2 separate regions of the Mus musculus genome follow, and region 2 is linked to region 1. Evidence: chromatin loops called from intact Hi-C (ENCODE). Cell type or tissue: gastrocnemius. All regions are shown on one strand.

Region 1 (8,000 bases):
AGACAATTTCTCTCACTGGCCTGGAACTCACCAAGTCCTATACACCAAAGATCATATTTGCTTGTATGTGGTCCACATCTACACCTCTCTTGTATAACCGTTTCCTCTGAGACTGAAACATTCCATCCTGCAGAGAAGATCCTGCTTGGTAAACCACTCAAAAAAGCCTTCAGGAGGTCCCTGAAACTGAGCAGATTCAGTAGGCCCCCTCCTTGTTAAGAGTAGACAATAAAAGCTGAGAGCCAGGCTAAGATGAGGCAGGCTGAGTTGCAGAGAAGACTCAGAGGAGAAAAGCCACAAAGACTCTTGAGACCAGACCCTATGTGTAGAAGAAGCAGAAACTAGCGGAGCTGCCTGGAAGAGGTGCAACCCAACCAAGATGCCTGGAAAAGACACTTGCCAACATGTTGAGCTGCCTACAAGCTGTGGCATGTGCTCCAGGTTCCCAGCTTTATAAGCTGTTACCCAAGCTAGGGTAGGCTTCGGTCATTTCTGCTCCCGTAAGTAACCCCTCACCCATAGTGCAACCTCGGTAAAACTCATTGGTTTTCCTAGGCTACAGTTTGATGGTATCTGTACTTTGATCTGTCATGGGCTCCCTATCTGCGGTAAGTAGATGAGTGTTGTTGCCTTCTCCAGAAAGCTTTTATCACACAAGAGTCCATGATGTGGCTCCGGCCTTCAAAGTCTAAGGGTGACACTGGCACAGTGGTCTACATTTGGGTCCATGGGTCCTGGAAGAGCGTGATGCTGTCCGCAGAGAGGGCTCTGGAAGCTGGCGTACAGGAGACAGCATCTGGGAGGTGGGCATGAGCATTTGTACAGGATGGGGTGGGACAAAGACGAGCCAGGGTGTGGCAGTGGTGGGTTTGGAGGGCAGCCCTGACAGGACAAAGGGAGCTCACGGCACTTGATGTCCACCCTTTACTGTGGTCCCCAAAGCAGGTCACACGGTAAAGCCTGAGGTCCACAAGGTGAGAGCGTCATCCCGAATTAAGGGCGGTAGGTGGTGGCAGGGGCACAATCATTATGTCATTGGGAGGCAAAGGCAATGTTTTCACCAGAAATGTTATCATTCTTAGTCACCAGGACGGATGGGTTAAGGAAGGAGAACGAGTGCAAGGGTTGATAGTAAAGATTAACTAGTTGTTTCAAAAGAGCTGAGAAATGAAACAGCCTCCCCGACAGAGATACTCTGTGGAAGGAGGAGTTGAAGTGTACCAAAGTGGGAAAGGCCCCTTCCATCCCAGAGCCCTCTCAGGCAAAGGACAGTGATGTGTCAGAACGTTCATAAGCCTCCAGTGATACACACAGGCGGACACGTTCAGGTAAACACACTCAGGTACACACTGAGGTGTCGTTTGAGTCCCCCTGTCCACCCTGCGAGGGAACCTGGCTCCTCTCCCTCCCAGCTCTCTCAGGAGAGCTCCTGACCCCAGTGCTGTAGTATGGGTGTCAGTCAGCGGCTAGCTCACAGCGTATGTGAAGTGAGTCTTCCCTTCAGTCACGTGGACTGAAAGAATAAGAAAGACTGCCCATATGTGTGCCCTGTGGAGCACAATGAGGACAAGCAGCAAGAGGGAGCACAGGAGGTGAGAGGACACAGGGGAAACTAAGAGAGAACACACAACACGGGTATATGGAAATGCCATCATGTGCCCGGCAGTAGTGGTGCATATACCTTTCTTTAACCCCAGTACTCGGGAGGCAGAGGCAGGTGGATTTCTGTGAGTTGGAGGCCAGCCTGGTCTGCAGGACAGTCAGGGCTACACAGAGAAACTCTGTCTCAAAAACAAAAAAGAAATAAAAAATGCCATAATGTAACTAGTTACTTTGCATAGTAGCTTAAAGCTTAATTACACAGAAAGAAATCACCCCCTCCTTTTTTTTTTTTAAATAAGGAAATTTATAAAAACTACCTAAGGACTCTTGAACTTTCAGAAGCTCTGATTATCTGCATAAGATATGCAGGAGACTGGGCCCTTCAACAGTTCCTCATGGTTGGGTGGGGCGGGGGAGGGGCTCAGGAGGCTCCGCCTCTCCCAGTCCAGGTTGCTGGGTAGACATTTTCCTCTGAGCTGACAGTCCCTGGTAAGTTGTCCGTGTCTCTGTAAGGAGCCCTTTACTCGGCAGTAATAAGCCATCCTGAGAAAACTCATTGCGTCCCCAGGAACCAAACCAAACCAAGAAAAGACATTGATGTAGAAGGTGGGACAAGGAGCAGAGCTAGAGGACAGCGGGAGGGACCTTGGTCACAAAATGTACAAATATGAGAGTGTCACTCTAAAACCACGGGACTCTGAACATGTACTGGTAAACTTGTATAAAATGAGCAAGATAGCTTAGTGGGTCAAGGAGCCTGCTGCCAAGGCTGCCAACCTGAATCTGATCCCAGGAACCCAAAGGTAGTTCCCTGACTTCCACATTGTGCAATGACACACAAAATAAATAAATAAATAAATATATATATATATAAAATCAAAGGTGATTAAAACAATCTTTTGAGCTGGGTGTGGTGGCCTCCTAGCACTCCGGAGGCAGAGGTAGGTGAATCTCTGGGCGTTTGAGACTAGCCTAGTCTACAGAGCAAGTTTCAGGACAGCAGGAGCTGTTACACACAGACAGAGAAACCCTGTCTCAAAAAACAAAACAAAACAAAAAACAACAAACAAAAAATATTTCGGAAAAGTTTTTTTTTCCTAGATAAATGTAGCCTTTTTTATTCCTATAATGTTAATGTTTTTAAAAGTTCTACTCATCAAGTCTTGGCTTTAGAATGTGAAGACTTCGTAAGCGTATATATGGGGCTGGAGCAATGGCTCAGTGGCTCAAGGTACAGGCTGTAGAAGACTCAAGTTCAATTCCCAGTATTCATAGGATATCTAACAACCACCTGAACCTCCAGTTTCAGGGGATCTGACACCCTCTTCTGGCCTCCAAAGTCACCAGGGCTCACACATGGAACACATAAATACATTATAGGGCGAGCACTCCTACAGATACAAGAAAAATGAAATTAAAACTTTAAGTGTATTATATTTCTATCACCAGAGAGGAGACTTCTCATATTCTGGGAACTTTATGTTCCTGGTCTCAACCATCAAAACACTTCTACAAGCTCAACCTTATGCCATCATGACTTCCATTCTCTAAGTGAGGCAGCTAATGGTCACTGAGGTTAAACAGTGTGCCAGGAACGGTAGGACCGGCGTGGAGCCCTGGTTTGTCCAGGTGGTGACACCATGTATACTTCCTGCTATAAATAAGCAACTTGCCTTATGTCCGAAAAACAAGTTAAGAATGGACACATGGTTTTTACGCAGGACAGACTTGCAAAACTGGCTTTCCTAAAGCAAAGAGGCCAACTCCACAAACAACTACATCAACCCATCTAGCCAACAGAAACACATACAGTAAACCATAGGAGCCTATACCATTATTATCAGTGTTGGATACATCCTATCAACCTTTTCCACCTATTTATAAATATATTCTTAAACTATGTAGTGGCCAACGTGGCAAAATGGTGACACATTTTATCCACTAACCTGCTGTTTTTGTTTGTTTGCTTGCTTGTTTGTTAGCGACAGGAGCTTTGTTATTTATCTCCAGCTGGCCTGGACCTGCTATACAGCCCAGGCTGTCTTCCAACTCCTGCCTCAAACACCCCAGTGCTAGAATTGCAAGCATGCTCAACAACTGGACTATAACCTTCCTTTTCCATGAACAATGTAACTGAGATACCTGCTATGCTTATGTAGCACTTCACTGATTTCATCTGGTACTTGGTAGGCATCTGGGCTGTGATTGGTTTTGGTAATAGAAACAGCGCTGCCTGCCAGGCACAGTGGTACATGTCCCTGGGAGACAGAGGCAGGTGGATCTCTGAGAGTTCCAGGCCAGCCTGGTCTACATAGTGAGTTCCAGGAGAGCTTGAGCTACATGATGACACCCTATCTTAGAAAAAAACCAAGACAAACCAAAACTAAGTTAGTTAATTAAGCTGTGTTATACTGCACCCCCAAACACATGCCTCATTATTGACTTGGGACAAACTAATCAAAAGCATGGCGTCGAAGCCGTCGTGGATCCGTAGAACACCCCCAGAAAGGACTTCACTGTCCTTGCACGCATGTCCTCAGCTCTCCTCTCCCAACAGCTACTTGTTTGCTGTCACTTAAGCTTTACCCAGACAGTAACATAGTTATTTAACCTGCTCACTTGATGAGAAGCAATCATCTCTTCCTGTCACTTTGCATTTTCCCTTGTGAAACTTCGGTTCAAATGGGCACGTAAGCCAAGGAGTCCAGCGTGATATACTAGCCGCCACAGAAAACCACCAAACCATTCTGTAGGTAAGCAGGTGGACATGTTAATGGAGGAGTGTGATAGTTTGAACGCAATTGGCCCCCCATAAGCACATAGGGAGTGACACTATTAGGAGGTGTGACCTTGCTGGAAGAACTGTGTCACTGTGTGGGGTGGCCTTCCAGGTCTCACAGGCTCATGATATGCCCTGTGTGGCACCCAATCACCTTCTACTGCCTGTGGATAGAGATGTAGAACTCTCAGCTCCTTCTCCAGCACGATGTCTGCCTGCGTGCTGCCAAGCTTCCTGCCATGATGATAACGGACTAAACCTCTGAACTGTAAGCCAGCCCCAATTAAATGCTTTCCTTTATAAGAGTCGCCTTGTATCTCTTGACAGCAATAAAATCTGAACTAAGACAAGGGGCTTATTAGGCCTAGACACCTCTTCCTAACTACACCTATGAGAAGTAGGCTGTGTACAGAGTATCAGATCCGAGATGCAGTTTCTATACCAAGTGACCTTGCTTATGAAGGCTGTAGAAATACTATGTGGGATGGGTTAGAGTTTTAATTTATTCTTCAACAGGGATGGGTGGGGGCTTCTAAGTTGTATTTAGAGAAGTGTTATGAGCTGAACTGTATCCCCACAGATTTATATGTTGAAGTCACTCCGAAATGTGGCTGTATTTGGAGATAAGTTCTTTAAAGGGTAGTTAAGTTAAAGTGAAGTCATTTTGTGATCCCTAGTTCAACATGACCACATTTAGAAGCAAAGGATGTTAGGCCATTACCTTAGTTATTTTGAGATTGTTGTGACCAAACACAATGACCAAGGAAACTTATAGAAGGAAAGTTTTATTGTGGCTGATGGCCCTTGAGCCCAGCATGGTAGGGCAGAGGCAGAGTGGCAGAAGGTGGAAGCTGACAGCTCCTGTCTATGACAGCAGGCACTGAGCAGAGAGCCAAAATGGGGGTGGAAGCAGGCTTCAAACTTCCTTTTAAAACAGGATTTACTTGTTCGGTATCTTATGTATATGAGTGTTCTGTCTTCTTGCACACTAGAAGAATCCGATCCCATTACTGATGGCTGTGAGCCACCACGTGGTTGTTGGGAAATTGAACTCAGGACCTCTGGCAGAGCAGTCACAAGCTCTAAACTTCTGAGCCATCTCTCCAGCCTGGTAACGCTTTAAACTTTCAAAGGTGTCCCTGGTGGCACACTTCCTCCAGCAAGGCTGCGCCTCCTAAACCTCACCAAACAGCACCACAAACTGGACTCTGTTTCTATTGCTGTAGAGAGACATAATAATAACCATGATAACTCATAAAACAAGTTGTAATTATCTGGAAAACTGTGTCACATGTCAGATGCTGCCCATCTCGGGTATATTTGTTCTCTTATTCAAAAAGTATATCTTACATAAAAGAAAACCAACAAATTATTCAGAAGTATAAACCAGAACAACTAATTTCTAAAGTTATTTTTTTATTCATACACATACGTGTCTTTGTGAGTGTATATCATGCATGTGTGGTATTCACTGCGGCTAGGGAAAGGCATCAGGTCCCCTGGTGTTGGAGTTCTAAATGATCGTAAGCTCCTGACATGGGTGCTGACAAGGGAACTCAGGTCCTCCAGGAAAACAGCCAGAGCTCTTCATCACTGAGTCACCTCCCCCACCCCAGGAGAACTAACTTCTATGTCTTTATTGACTCCCAGACTTGGGAACAAAGTATTTTGAAGTCAGCATTCCTTAGGTTCCTCAGGCTGGAGGCAGGAGTATGGTGCTGGCAGCGTATCAGGAAGGGAGCGCCTCTGTGAAACCATCTGTGGGGCAGCTTCTTAGTTCCTGGAATACCATAGGAAGATGATTCTGAGCAAACAGCCCTCCTTGGCCCAAGGTAGGGACAGCTGCAGTACACGTGACATGGAACAAGTCACAAAGAACTTGCTCGGAGTGGATTACTGGAGTCCCATTCTGGGGCCAGCAAGATGGCTGTCTCTGACCTCTGACATAATGTGCTGTACCAAGCGTGCCCTTTCCACGAAACACACACACACACACACGCACACGCACACGCACACACACACACACACACACTAAAGATAAAAGAAGCCCCAATCTATAGGACTATGCTTTTCACAGACTATTTTGTCTTAATCAGTAGGAGTTTATCATGTGTGCATTTAGAGGGGAGATTATCCAGGGTTAAGAACAAGAACAGACACAAAAATGGAAGTTTCTGAAACATAATGGGGGAACCTGCTTGAGATCTTGTCCCTCTGAACCACTTTGGACTCTTTAGTTTTCCCCAGTGCAGTCCAGCCCCTGGTCTGGGCCACTGTGTATCTTGTCTGGATCCTGTCCTGGTGGCTGCTGTAATCTTCTCTCTCCCACTCATTTATTCCCAGGTTCCAAACCTTTAATGGATGCTTCTCTTAGACATTATTTCAAACTTTGTTGTTTGTGTGGCTCTGGCTGTCCTAGAACTTTTACCCTGTAAACCAGTCTGGCCTCAAACTCAAGAGATCTGACACCTGAGTACTGAGATTGAAGGCATGGGCCACCATCACCCAGCTATTTCAAACGCTTTAATGAGAGTTTGCTCCAAAGCCCTACCTTGAGTCCAGGACTTAACCTGTTATATAGTCACCACTCACATGTAGCTCTTTACATTTTAAATTAATTTAAATGAAAAATCAAATTATTCCCCCTAGCTGCATCTTAAGTGCTCACTGGCAACATGTGTCCAGAGGCCACTACTGTACAGAACAGCATGCTCGACAGACGCACTGCTGGGATGAACGGAGTCAGTTAATCAAACAAAGGCACCGGGTTCTCTGAACTCACCGTGAGTTCTTTAATTTTAAGGCCTTTCTTCACACTCAGTGAGCGGTTCAGCCTCGAAATGGCTCTCTCGAGAACCTCCCCATACCACTGATTTGGTGGCAGTCTCCTGTGCTGTCTCCTTGCAATTCTCCCAACCTTTCTTACCATAGAAGCTTTCTCATTATAGTTTTGACTTCCTTTCAAATATATCCACAACCCCGGGAGACTGCAAGCTGTCTGGGGACCAAAGTCATTGTTTATGCTGTTGGTCGGTCCTTATACAGCTGGGTCCTAGCTCAGTGGCTGGCACATGTATCTTCCCGTATGTGAGATGACTGAATCATTGAGTGTGAAATCACACCTGTCCTTCACGGCACCAGCATTAGGGTGCCAACAAATTAGGACTCAGAATTATTATTATTTTTTGTGTGTTATAGGTCCTTTGGCAGTCAGTAAGACCCACTGAGGGCCAGGCATAGTGGAGCACGCTTTTAATTCCATCATTCTGAAGGCAGAGGCAAGCAGATCTCTGTGAGTTCCAGGAGAGCTGGGGCTAAATGCTTAGGCCCTCTCCTCTTCAGGACAATGGTCTATGTCTTAGTTAGGGGTTTACTGCTGTGAACAGACATCACGGCAAAGGCAACTCTTATAAGGACAACATTTAATTGGGGCTGGCTTATAGGTTCAGGGGTTCAGTCCGTTATCATCAAGGTGGGAGCATGGCAGCATCCAGGCAGGCATGGTGTAGGAGGAGCTGAGAGTTCTACACCTTCATCTGAAGGATGCTAGCAGACTGGCTTCCAGGCAGCTAGGAAGAGGGTCTCAAAGCCCACACCCACAAAGACACACTTCCTCCAA
Region 2 (8,000 bases), 74 kb after region 1:
CCTGCGTCCACCCACCCAGAGCATCGTAACTCTGGCGGGACATGGGTTTTCTCCCACTCCATTTATTCCTCCACGACCACTGCCCTGAATTCCACTTCATGGGAAAAATGGCTCAGTGGATAACAGTGGTTGCCAAGCAAGCATGAGGACCTGAGTTCAAATCCCTAGTACCCATGTAAAAGCCTGATACACAGCACAAGCATCTACTGTAATCTCAGCATGAGGAAATGGGTGGTGCAAACAAATGGCAAATCCCTGGAAGCCTGAAGACCAGCTAGTCTGGTATATGCAGGAGGAAAAACAAACCAAAAAAACAACAACAACAAAAAAAAAAAAACCAAGAGACCCTGCCTCAAAAGAGGTAGAAGGTAAGGACAGGCACCTGAGGTTGCCCTTTGACCCTCACACTAATGCAAACACACACACACACACACACACACTTACACACATGGATAGACAGACCAAGAAGAAGAGGGGGAAGATGAGGTAGAGGAGGAGGAAGAAGAGGGCAGGAAGAAGAAGAGGAGGAGGAGGGAAGAGCAACAGCAAGTGTAACCGGCTACCTTCAAAAGGCAGGCAATAGAGGACAGTATCAAGCCGGTAATGGTTTGAAATCTCACTCCCAAGTTCAAACAGACTGAAAGCAACTACCCTAGTTGGCATCTGGTTAAAAGAACTCAATGGCATTTTATTCACACAGCGTATCTGCACAGAGCCATAGCACAGAAGTGGCACTTTCTTTTTTTCTTTTTTTTTTCCTTTTCCTTTTTTTTTTTCTTTTTTTCAAGACAGGGTTTCTCTGTGTAGCCCTGGCCGTCCTGGAACTCACTCTGCAGACCAGGCTGGCCTCGAACTCAGAAATCCGCCTGCCTCTGCCTCGTGCTGGGTTTAAAGGTGTGCCCCACCACGCCCAGCTGGAGTGGCACTTTCTTAATAAAAGCGACGGTTTTAAGGCTGAAAGGAAAGGGTGTAATTATCTAAATCTAAAACTAACAAGCAGCTCTGGGCATTAACAGTTGAAGATCCATGTGGTATATAATGCTAGCTGGAAACGTCCTAGCTAGCTGGCCAGGCCCTAAGTCCTTAGTGTCACCATCCTTGTGGAGCTCTGGGAAGCAATGTAATCCAGCTGATGACAGGAAAGGTGGGATCCGTTAACATGGACGTGTCCAGGGATTCCTGTGTGACTTTGAACCACCCCTTTGACCTTTAAGTCATTTTAGAAGTAGAGAGAGAGAGAGACCGATTGCCTGCCAGATGACAGAGTTTATGGTAGGGCTAGGCTTTATTTATAAAGAGGTTTGACATCCTTAGCTCCCAAGTGCTTTCCTATTAATAAAACGGGCATGTTAAGAAGGTCACATCAGAGTCCTGTCCTGTGCTATGTGCCTGCTAGTGAATTATAGTCGTTGGTTAAGAGGTTGTGCAAATTTCTATGTGCGTGAGCATTCGTATTAGATGGGCAGAGGGCAACCAACTCCCATCAACTCCCCTGCTTTCTGTCGACTCTCTCATCCCAGATGAGGCAGTCTTGTCAGGGAGCCTGAACTGAGTCGCCGATGCAGAACCAGAGTCCACAGGGGTTCATTCCCTACAAACCCAGTGCTTTTCCCTCACGAAATCCTATTTCTACATTCTTCCCACAGTACCCGCTTTTTCGAAGACCTACTCCATCAGGTCTCTGAACGCCTGGCACTCAGTACCTTCTTAGCCATTTGCCGACTTTCTGTTTGTGGTCTCACCATTAACTGATATTAATTTATGTAAATACTAGTGTACTCTTTCACTGTCAGAGTAGAGGCAGTGTAAGAAGACACAGAGAGCCTGTAACTTCTTCCTCGGAATTTTGTAACTCCCAGAAGGATTGTCAATACCATCACGTGGGTCACCTTCCAATGGCTACACCGGACCATCCCAAACATCGGAATCAGTGACCGCCATCTTCTCATCCGTGAAGCCACTGGAGGTCACGAGCCCAGTTAGTGAGGGGCCGGCAGGGCACAGGATGGACAAAGCGTGCAAGGTCTTGAGTTCTCAATTCTGCCCTCTTATTTTTGTTCCCTTATCTTGTTATCTGTCTATAGAACTTAGACTAGTATTTCTATGTTAGGTATGGCACTTCGGAAAGGCAACAATAGTACTGTAAATCTATGTCCTACAACTGTTCAATATACGCACAAAAGGACAGCGTTCTAAGTATCTGAGGCTTTGACATATTTGACATATGATATTTCATATCAAATTGCCAGATGAATGCTATGCAATGGGAGAGTAGCACTTTCTAACTCTGTTCGACGCTTTAATCCTTCCTGTCTGGAGTCTCTTGTGGTTCACTCTTAAGGCCGGGGTTCTGTTTAGGGCATCTTTTGAAACTTCAAAGTTTCTTGGAGACCTAAGATGCAGGAAGATGCTCTAATGCCTCATAAAGTCACCAAGGGAAGGGCACTTTGAAGCCAGGTGTGTGGGAGGGGAGGAAATTACTTGCTTTTCAGAATTACCTGGAGAAAGAAAGAGATAGCCTCAGGCCTCCAGAACAAGAACTCTGGTTCCAAGTTTTCTTACTTACCTGGGAGAAGCCCAGAACCCTAAGAGAATTGCCTGTTTCAAAAACACACCTGCTAAGCGTGATTATCTGTCAAATATTGGGCCTTTTCAAAGCTTTAGCTCACTGTATTTCTTATTTTATATAAACAATAAACACTGCTTCAAGAATTTTCTACCCATAACCCATTGAGCCATCATATGCTCATCTTTACCTTAGACACATCTTCTAAGCCACTATCCAGCATTCAAAACACTGAGCCTAAAAATATGTCATGTGTTCACAAGCTGCATATTAGGGTGGGCACACAATAGTTATCTGGCTCCCAGATAGAGGTCACCCTTTGTTTATGTCTAAAACCCAGAAGAAGAAGAAAAGAAAAGAAACCTGTGTTTCATTTCCTGTACAAAGCAACGTGTTTTCTCTTTAACAACCGTTTTTCAAACACTCTGTCATTGCGAGAGCAATGAGTCAGCGCTGAGAGGATTGTTGTGACCTGCCCCTCCTATTACAGCAAGCCAAAGAGCTTTGGCCTGGTTGATCTTGGATTCTCAGAGGATTATTTATCTTGGGGTAGAGATGGGCTGCAATTTGCAGATGACCACACCGTACAGATGTTTTGTCATAAAGACTCAACCAAATGAGACAAGCCATTTCTTGGTCTGACTCTGCTACGATTCAGCCAAAGATCCACCCAGTGGGCAAGGTCCAGAAGACATTAGACTGGGAAGACAAAAGAGTGTGAGGGACTAAGATTTGGATGTGTGGACAAGCCAGGGAGAGAGAAGGCTGGAACCAGCTGAAAGGGTGTGTGCTCAATGAGAGGACGGAGACGCTGGGCAGAATTACAAGGGGGTGGGACAAAGCAGCCCTTGTATGCTTCTAGAAGCTCCACATTGGAGCTGTTTGGCATTTTCGGCTTAGGAGAATTGCACAGGACATTTAAATATAAGCCTGGGAAGGGTGGTACATACCTGTAACTTAGTACTTAGGAGGCTGAGGCAGAGGATTGCTTAGGGGTCTAGGCCAGGCAGAGTTATATAATAAGGTTCTGATTAAAAAAAAAAAAATCAAACAAGCAAGCAGTTAATAAGAACTGGAGGTTCAGGGACTCCTATACACCCCGATGCTCACAGCAGCCTAGGGCAAAGTACTAGAACCTTTCATTGGCCCTCCCTTGCAGGTCTTCCCAGCAGACACATCTTAATTGCTGCCTTTACTGCTTTTCATTGTGAGGTCTCTGGGCCAACAGCATCAGCATCGACAGAGCACTGGGCAGAAAAGTTTACTCTCAGGTCTGACCCTGTATTGACTGATTCAGAAACTCTGGGATGGGGCTGGGGGCGGAGTCAGCAATTTCTGTTGCGTGGAGCCTTCCCATCTGTCGATGCAGCCAAAGTCTGGGAACTACCATATTAGATGTTTGTTAGGTTTTGATGATATTACAAGATAAAAACGTCAAGGTGAGAGAGCACGTGCCTTGTAGGACGACGCGTGAAAAACACAAGCCACTCCAGTATCAGCTGAAGAATTTCCTTGTCCTGGTGTCCTTCGAGACACATGAGAGGGATGTGAGGTTGTGGGGCTGACCAGGATCTCGCCACCTCTTGCTCTGAGTTTCACCAGTTTCATACTTCACCGTGCTACTGGAGGTTTGCGTTTGTCCTAAAAATCTGACCTTGTTAAACCTCAATTTAACTTCATTAGGAGCTGGGGAGATGGCTCTGGAGGTAATAGTGCCTGCTCTACACCCTGCCCCAAAATCTTCTTCTGGTTTCTATGTGCACACATGGGTGTACATATACCATATACCACACACAGACACACACACATACACACACAGAGAGATAGACACAGACACACAGATATATATACACAGAGACACACAGACAGACAGACTCACACACACACACACATTTCACACACACATTTGCTTTCAGTGGTTACATTCTGCCTATAACATAAAGACTCAACTGCCTGGTCCACAAACCCGAATCTTTCATCATCTGCCTCTGGATAACTTCCCTGACCTTGTTTTTTTTTTTTTTTTTTTTTTTTTTTTTTTCAGTTTCCGATCTCCACAACCATATCTCCCTATCTTCAGGAAGCTTATACTGTCTCTGACATCACACTTGGCCATGTCACTGACCTCGGTCAACGGCATGGAGCTGGAGGGCCAGCCAACACTCACTTCCCAGCAGATGTTAAATGTGATAGTGCTGTCCCATGGTAAGTCTCTCTCTTTGCCATAGTGAGGTCAGTAGGGTCCTTGATTGAGGGAGGCTGATTTGACCCACCTAGACGCACAGCATCAATGAGTAAGAAGTCTGAGAGACTGTAGAGCAATGATGTTTGGGGTTACTTGTTATTTAGCCCAAGCAGTTTAAAGCAACACTTGTGATGTTCTGTGCCTTCGCCCGTCTGTTCTGCCTTGCTCTCAAAGACCCCACTTCAGCTCCTCATTCTATCAACTGCCTAAGTAGTCAACTCTCAATCTGCCCTTTATCTTTAACTCTCACTGTTAGAACCTCCTAGATGCCACAGACATGTAACTGTGTCTGGGGGCTGTGCTACGGGCTTCTCATCCACTAGCATTTTCTTTTTAAAGCATCCTGTCTCTTCACTATTTAATAAAATCAGTATCACTCATGTGGAGCCTAGCTCAGAGAACCAAAGCAGGGTGCCCAGATTTCTTAGCCACAGTTAGAGCCTGGGCTCTCACGAGGTGGGAGTCTGCCTTTGAATTCAGCAATCTGCCCCGTGCCACATCCTTTTGTCCCTTCCTGGCTATAGCCATCAGATCTTCCCACTCCACTGGAAAGGAAAAGTCCACAGAGCAACAGCTGAAAAGCCACACTGTTCTCACACTTGCAAGATCTGCAGTGAGAAACCCATCTCAGACCCTGAGAAGACGCTCGCTATATATTGGGCGTGTATATTGATCCTAAGGTAGACAAGGGTCTGGCAACCACAGGAAAACCGGGATAGTTTGACCTTGTCCTTTGAAGGTCCAGGCCACAGGAGTTAGGTGGGATGGCAAGACAGACAGATGTCCACTGAGAACACAGATAGAGAGGTCTCTAGGTCTCAAAGGAGAGGGCTCACAACTCCAACATGTGATCCATGTGCTATCTTAGGTTCAGAAACACAAATAAACATGTAGTCACCCGTGTCTGTGATGCCCAGATTAAACAGCAAGGGGACAGAGAGGATACAGCGGCAAAAGACTGAACTAAGACCACCTGAGACAGACATTCCATCAACTGCATGAAGGTAGAAACACACATTTTGGGGTTCTTTCAGCTGCTGGCATTTTGTTATAAGGCTGAGAATTGCATATGTGTGTTTCTGTCCCCATCCCTCACCTTTAAAAAAGGCTACAAGCTACAAAATGCTAAAAATAATTCCTTCACCACTCTAATCACCCATACAAATAAGAGAGAGAAAACAACAAAAGCATCATAATATTCTTTTCACAAAACATCCATAGGGTCACAGAACATTGGATACTAATTGAAATTCATCTCTCTTTCCCATCTGCTCCCCAGTAGGACATATCTATTCCCTTTAAATGATACCATCAGTAACAGTAACATTTTTCTCCTTGGAGAGTAGAAAACTGCTAAATACTCCAAATGGCTATGGGGCCAGTCTGGACAGGTCTGATTTACTCTTAAAACAATCACCCACTTGACAATCGTTAAGAGCCAGCATTTTTTGAATGCTTGGTGCTATGCTTGCTATTTTTCAGACAGTGGCTCATATAATCTTCCATACGAGTGCAATCAGAATTGTCACTTTATAAATAAGGAGAGCAAACAGCACAGAAAGCATGAAGGAGACTGGGAGCGAGCAAGAGAAATGCAGGCAGGGGCAGTAGCTGCATAAAACCAGAGTTAATGATTCACTTAGAGCCCTCAGGCAGCTCCTTTCAGCAGAGTCTGTATGGGAACACACACACACACACACACACACACACACACACACACACACACACAAAACTCTACATCCCAGGGAGAGGCTAGTGTCCAATAAATAACGCTCCCCCCCCCCCCCCAACTATCCATCCCGACGAGAGGCGGTGTCCAGCAAATTGCTTGGCAACGCGTTCAGGAAACTCCATCCAAGGCCCGGGGGTCCAGGCCGCCCCTGGGCGCTGTCCAGCGGGCAAAGAGCCTGAGAGGCCAGGCTGGGGTCCCGACTCAGAACACCCCGAAGCTGGGGCGCGACGCCAAGGCCGGGATTTCGAGCGGGGGTGGGGCAAGGCACCATCTCCAAGGACACCTGTTGTCGCCTCCCCGCTCAGGACAACGAAGTGGCCCTGGCCGACTTGGAGCTCAGGGAAAGGCACGGGCTGGCAAGAAGTGCTGCGATGAGTGTGGGGGTCACGGGGGTCTCCCCACGAATACCCCGAAGAAGCCGCCTCGCCTCATTCCCCACCCACCCAGTCGGGCCTTCCCGGACTTGGTGGTGCGGTGGCGCTCCGCTTTGGCTCAATACCCGGTGCTCGGAGATGCTCGGCGCTAGGACCTCGCGGCCGGCGCCCCCCGCCGTCCACCTGCGGCGCCTAGGTCGCTCCCCACCGCGGGTCGTACTCACCAGCAGCGGGCTGAGCAGAGTCCCGGCATCGGCGGTGAGATCCGCGCCACCGCCAGCTCCCCAGCCTGACCCCGTCCCGCCGCCGCTCGCGCAGAGCTCCGTCCGGGCCGCCGCACCTCCACTGCCCGCTCGCGACTCTGGGCTTGCTGGGCGCCCGCGGGCTCAGGGCGCAGCTCTCGGCGCTCCTGATTGGGCGCGGCTTGTGCAAGAGACGCTCTCTGATTGGACAGAAGGATGGGGTGGGCGGAGCCACTCGCAGACCTTAGTTGCCCTGGCCTTGGTTCCCACCGCACCTGGGGCCAGGAGAACATTGAAACCGGTTCCGGTGCCCTGTGCACCCAATGGGGTTAGCCAAGCAAGCTCCCGGGGCAAGAAGTGGCTGGGACTGGGAACCATTACGGAGTCCTAGCTACTGTGGGCTGGTGGTTGTGAACCTCCACGATGCTGGGATCCGTGCTCTTCTCTCATGCAAGCCACTTTGAGCTCACTTTTATTTTTTTCATACTTTTTAGTATAGGGTGTGTAGGGTTTAGGAAGGGCGACTGTAAACTGTGGGTGACAAATAGTGTTCATGAACCCAGATGGAACTCTACACAAATTTGTGTATGGCCCCTACCTACCAGAGCTCACAAAAGGGAAATAATTTGTCGGAGAGCCCAATACCATCAATATACTAAGAATATTGTACTGGCGAGGAAAAGAACAAGATGAACTGATGTCACCCACAAAGAACTTAATACCTAGGTGGAGAGATGAAGCTGATTCATAACATAATAATTACCCTAATATTAACATGGTGTATATTATTTGACAGGCATTATTCCAAGAATTTCACATCTGCTTTTATAATCCTGAAATT

The links. Peaks named below come from ENCODE experiments on the same cell type or tissue, not always from the same donor. Only the 100,000 strongest peaks of a DNase experiment are listed, where the experiment ranks them.
Region 2: a loop joins it to region 1, with 2.2 times the contacts of the local background. A loop is called at or near these places in 2 of 42 quality-filtered maps.

Annotation. Positions count from the first base shown.
Region 1 is chr12:91,697,636-91,705,635 of GRCm38, forward strand. All of the region lies in intron 4 of Ston2 (stonin 2), which reads right to left. Among named protein-coding and RNA genes, the nearest start is that of Gm16876, 20 kb to the left of the region's middle. In gastrocnemius, no CTCF peak of the experiment used is centred here; no DNase peak of the experiment used is centred here; H3K27ac peaks cover 692 bases.
Region 2 is chr12:91,771,858-91,779,857 of GRCm38, forward strand. All of the region lies in intron 1 of Ston2 (stonin 2), which reads right to left. Among named protein-coding and RNA genes, the nearest start is that of Ston2, 11 kb to the right of the region's middle. In gastrocnemius, no CTCF peak of the experiment used is centred here; DNase peaks (open chromatin) are centred at 3,383, 6,752, 7,059 and 7,333; H3K4me3 peaks cover 3,818 bases; H3K27ac peaks cover 7,657 bases.